Regions from separate parts of the Mus musculus genome. Here region 2 is linked to region 1. The links are chromatin contacts, found by Hi-C in ENCODE. All regions are on one chromosome and are shown on one strand. Each heading gives the region's core, a stretch centred on a gene start or an enhancer-like site at or near the end of the contact. The rest is flanking DNA. Distances are from core to core; before and after follow the strand shown. Region 1 overlaps Adcy9 (adenylate cyclase 9). Region 2 holds the start of Trmt10c (tRNA methyltransferase 10C, mitochondrial RNase P subunit).

The links. Hi-C counts contacts between places; a loop is a spot of excess contacts on that map.
Region 2: a loop to region 1 is called in a map of T-helper 17 cell, with 119 times the contacts of the local background. The contact joins the promoter of Trmt10c here to the enhancer-like site in region 1. A Hi-C loop is called at or near these places in 3 of 37 maps with a recorded cell type or tissue (T-helper 1 cell, T-helper 17 cell and T-helper 2 cell).

The regions. Positions count from the first base shown.
Region 1 is chr16:4,366,138-4,368,888 of GRCm38, forward strand. The region is part of intron 2 of Adcy9 (adenylate cyclase 9); the gene reads right to left. Among named protein-coding and RNA genes, the nearest start is that of Adcy9, 53 kb to the right of the region's middle. Within about 2 kb of position 1,336, at least 1 of the 3 ENCODE cell types and tissues checked has a DNase peak (open chromatin) inside an H3K27ac peak, as active enhancers do.
Region 2 is chr16:56,036,424-56,039,174 of GRCm38, forward strand. It overlaps Trmt10c (tRNA methyltransferase 10C, mitochondrial RNase P subunit), which reads right to left and starts at 1,363. Exons shown (of 2, transcript NM_029092.4): 1 at 1,078-1,363.

The DNA.
Region 1 (2,751 bases), core at 86-2,585:
ACTGCCAAACATATAGCCTGTACTGGCTAGTTTTGTGTCAACTTGACACAGCTGGAGTTATCACAGAGAAAGGAGCTTTAGTTGGGGAAATGCCTCCATGAGATCCAACTGTAAGGCATTTTCTCAATTAGTGAACAAGGGGGAACGGCCCCTTGTGGGTGGGGCCATCTCTGGGCTGGTAGTCTTGGTTCTATAAGAGAGCAGGCTGAGCAAGCCAGGGGAAGCAAGCCAGTAAGGAACATCCCTCCATGGCCTCTGCATCAGCTTCTGCTTCCTGACCTGCTTGAGCTCCAGTCCTGACTTCCTTGGTGATGAACAGCAGTATGGAAGTGTAAGCCGAATAAACCCTTTCCTCCCCAACTGATTCTTGGTCATGATGTTTGTGCAGGAATAGGAAACCCTGACTAAGACATAGCCCTTAAGACCAGTGGAGCCTACTAACATTCTGATGGCATACCCTAACCCTGTGCTGTCCAAGACTCCACAGTGAAGAAGAAATGGACACCTCAAACCCTCAGGTTGATAGAGGATACCAGAGAAAGAAACCATTCTCCCAGAAACAAGTGGCAAGGTTCCGGTAAGCAACCTTCACCAGATCACTCATCTGGGGTCCACAAAATTTCTAAGCTGCTCAAACCATGTGTGTTATACCTAGACTGGACACCCAGTGCAGGATGTCTCAGTTTGATGCCACGTGTTATACCTAGACTGGACACCCAGTGCAGTGTGGCCTCAGTTAGATGCCAAGTGTTTGCTTAAGTCAATCCAAAACAGAGAGTCCTTACCCAGGAAGGAGTCCGAAAGACAGGGCAACACCTCCTTGAATTCTGGGAAAACTGACTTCATTGAGATCTGGCCTGCCAGGGGAGGATACAAGTACTTGCTACTTTTTATAGATACTTTTCTGGGTAGATAAAAGTGTACCCTATCCAGACTAAAACTGCTCAAATAGTAGCTAAAAAAATCTCCTCCAGGAACTGGTCCCCTGATTTGGCCTCCCTATAGCAATGGGATCCAATAATGGCCTGGCTTTCATAGCCTAATCTTTCAATTAATTGCTAAAGTTTTAGATATTGAAAACTATATGCACAACTTTATTGTGCATAGAGACCTCAGAATTCTGGCCTAAAAAAGTAAACAGGACATTAAAAGAAACTCTAACAAAACTCTCCACAGAGTCTCTCCTTTAAAGCTAGGCCTCCCTCCTTTGCTTTAACATAGTCTGCCTTATCCCACATAGGGAGGGATTTAGCCCCTATGAAGTTCTCTTTGGAAGGCCTGTCTCACTGCTTCCCAGGCTCAGAGACCAGCAGTTGGCGGGACTCCCACTCCTGTGGCTGTGAAGGTATTACATTGTGGATCCACCACACCCAGGTCAAGAAAGTGGGAGCTCAGATGTGGCCAAATGGACAGTCTCTAGACTATGGAAAATAAAGATTACACTGAGGCCCTGGGCCATTCTACTCCCTGCCCCACCACTTTCTCCTGAAATGTGTGTTTTGCACTATAGCTATAAACACAGGGTTACAGTCTGGCCCCTGCTGCCCTCAGGCCTGGACTGGAAACTGAGGAAGACAGATACAGAGAAAGTATTAGTCATGGCTGTCACAAGATGAAAGATGAAACCAGGTCTAGTGTGACTACAAATCAGCAGCCCATATTCCAACCACTACCTCTGCTCACTGACGCCCACTCTGAGTGTCTCGTTGTATTGGCAAAAGGAAAAGATATGGGAATTTATCTTTTAAGACAGAATTTACAACTCTATGCATTCCCTGTGCCTGCTTCTGTCCCAAGGTTGCCAGAAACAAGGGAGTTTCCACTGCATAAATTGGGGTTGTAAAACTGAGGCTTCCTGAAATTTTCCTTTAAAAAAAATTCTGGCATTTAGGAAACAGGAAAGACCTGGGGAATCAGACTCTATGTCACAGGGAGGGACACTGGGGATCAAGTTAATCATTCCCAGCAGGAAATAGGCCAGGATTGCTGGATGCGCTTAGACTCCCACCTCCTTCACAACACAGATAAGAATGAGCCAGACTATCAACCCGCTGACTGACAAAGCTCGATGTGACTGGGGGCAGCCCAGATTAACATCAGAGGACTTACAACTTACAATAGGCTAAAATTTGCCCACTGTAATATCCCAAAACTGTTAACCTAGGCAATTCCCCTGATTGAGATGCCAGTCATTCTGCCTTTTGTGTTAATTCATCTGGACAACAGCAATATTACTGGGCCCCTGAGACTTACTTGGTGGGCACGCACCAATGGTTTGACTGAATGTGCCTCTTCTGTTGCTTTGCAAACTAAGTAGACAAGTTGATCAGGACCTAGAGGTATTATAACAACAGGTAGATTCCCTTGCAGAAATGGTCATACAAAATTGGAGGCTTAGACTTACATCTCCTGAGCTAAAGGAAAATATGGCTTTGGGGGGGAAATTGTTGTCTCTATGCTAATTGACCAGAGTAATGTAAAAGAATGTTGCTGGGTTGGGAAAAAACGCAGAGAGAGAGGAGAGACAGAGACACAGACAGACACTGAGATTACTCAGACAACTGGTACCAGGCTCTGTTCTCCTGGTCCCCTGGCTAACTACTCTGCTGCTAGCATTGACTGGGTCTTTAATTCTCATTCGAACTGAATTACTGGTGGGCCCTGTATCTTAAACTGTAAGTATTAAGACTGAGCTCAGACTTGCACTAACCCTTCCACCTTAGCCTCCCCAGACCCGGAATGAGGCCATGG
Region 2 (2,751 bases), core at 113-2,612, about 52 Mb after region 1:
TAAATGTCTCAGCTCAGACTTTATAGCAGACGTTATAAAATAAAATATACAAAGCCAGGACAAATATATAAAAGGTTCTATAGTTTTATCTCAAAGAACTAGATGTTCCACAAAACAGCGAAAACACTTTGTTTGAGAACTTATGTAAAATGTGAGGGAGAAGGAAAATTCTTGAAAAATCCCACCCATCTTTAGCTTCTTGTCTGACTCTGTATACCCGTGCGTGTCCTCTGCTCCATGCAAATGCCCGGATGCACTCCATTCCACAGCAGTATAGTCCTAACTATGTGTTCCGTTGAGATCCAAGTTCACTCATGTGGTTTAAGCGGGTTTTTGCAGTATCACCCTTTGCTTGCCTGCCTTTTCAGCTGCACATCTTCTTTTCCCACTTTAGAGCAAACAATCCTATTAGTTTTTCAGAGCACCCTGTGCCTATGATAATACTTGTTTTCCCCACCAGAAACTAAAGACTATATTCCATTAGGATAAGGGCTGTGCCTATCCAGTTAAACGTGGCCAGCTTAGTCTACATATTGAGTTCCATGACAGCCAGGAATACTGTAAGACCGGTATCAAAAAGCAAAACAGCAAAACCATTCAAAAACAACCAAAAAATAAAAACTGATATCAGACTTTGAGAATTATTATTTAACTTAGAATCCTCAGGACCTGAGTTTGACAAAGTTATCATCCTGGGTAAGGCTTATTGTAGGCCTTCCAGCCCATGAGACCCTACTTAAAAAAAAAATATAAAAACAATATAGTTGATTTTTGCCTTTGTAACTAGTAGAAAGAAATTTCACACCACCATAGAAATTAAAAACAAAAACAAAAGTATAGGTTCTCCACTCTTTAGCGCCGGCTGGCAAATTCCCTTCCAGACAATTCTCCTGCCTCTGCCTCCCGAGTCCTGCCCCACCACACTCACTATAACAACCAAATTTTAAAAATATTTTATAGTAAAGTTCTGTGTGTGAGTCTGCGAAGGGGGTAATTATGTGCGCGGGCATGGCGATGCCCGGAGAGATCGAAAGCATGGGGAGCACCTAGGCAGAGAGACAGACCCCGACGACTTACACTTTAAAGCGCGACACAGGAGACGATCTGGGTGAACGCGGCTTCCGCTTCAGGTAGCGCCGTGCCTAACGACTCCTACAGCACGGCTTCCTCTCGCCTGGGGTTCTCAGAGGCCACGTTCCACGCCCCGCATCCTGGAAAGCCAGCGGGTCCACCCAGCACCCCAGCACCGGCAGAGAGAAGCTCCGCAGGTACCCAGACTGCGGCCGGCGGCTGGGCTGCAGGACTCCGGAGCAGATCCGCGTGCACACCGCGGCCTGCACTGCACCGCGAGGGTTTCCGCCGCGGCCGCCGGAAGTCCGGCACCACCGGATGTCCCGCCCCTCCGGCCACGGCCTCTGACGTTTAACTCGGCAGGCAGTTTGTTTCCCCACCCCCACCGCGCCTAAAGTCGCTCTGCGACCTCGCCGACTGCCCCTGAGTCCCCCGGAAAATGACGTTTTGAGTCGATTTGGGGGCTCGCCACCGATGCCCTGCCACATCATTTATTGCTTGGCGGTTAGAACTCGAATCCTTACAGGCTCTCAACTTGGTCACTCTCGTTACGCGCATGTCATAACAAAACCATAAGACTCAAGTCTTCACGTTCTATTTTAGAATTTAATTCTAGGCGGGCTAATGGCCAGTGTTTAATCCCAGAGTTTGGGAAGCTGAGGCGGCGGATCTCTGCAAGTTCGAGGCCATCGTGGTCTACAGAACGAGTTCAAGGACAGCCAAGGCTTACTCAGAGAAACCCTGTCTAGAAAAATCCAAGAAAGTAAAAGTAAATAAAATCTAATTCTAAATCAGTACTATTGCTAGTACCTACTACAGTGTGTACATACCATGTCACTTACGTGGAGAACAGGAGACAACCCCCGGGTATTGGTCCTCAGAGACAAGTGGATTTCTATGAGTTTGAGGCTAGCACAGTCTACTAAGTTTGAGTGAAAGATTCTGGCAGAATGTAAAAGGTCATAGAAGCCCTGAAATTGGTAAAATAGATTTTATTGTTAGTAGAACTGGCTTCATTGATTTAGAAAAATAGAGGTGCACAATGCTTTGGCCACTCCTCGAACCTGTGTGCCTGCCAATGTTCTGACCAGGTGTGTGCCCATTGCTGTACCTTCATTAGATTTTTTCCTTGTTTCCCTCCCATACCCATTTCTTGAGGAATCAATCATTTTAGAATAGATATTGTTTAGATCTGGAAATCCCCTAATCTCCCCCTTCTCCTTTCCCCCCGAGGGCCTATAAAAACTGGAAACTCTTTTCTCTCGGGGACGACTCCTCTACCCCTGCGTGGGATATGAGTCGTCCCCAGAGCTCTGGCTTTCCCCAAATAAAGCCTCATGTGGTTTGCAACAAGCTCGGTCTGTCGTGAGTTCTTGGGTGTCCGCTATTGTCCTGAGGCCTGAGTGAGGAGCTCCTCTCGGAGTTTTTCATTTGGGGGCTCGTCCGGGTTTGGCGTGACCACCCACGTCTCCGAAGACCCACTTGGAGGTGAGATTTTTTTGTCCAAAAATATTTCTGTAAGCCGGCTAGGTTCTGTGCTGAAATTTGCAGCCGCGACGTTTCGTGAGAAACAGAGACCTTTGCCTCGGGATGAGGCACTGAGTGTGAACAGCAGACGTGCTGGAATCACTGGCTGCTGCTCGCTCTGGGGGACGCCCTGAGCGAGGGGAAGGACTCTAG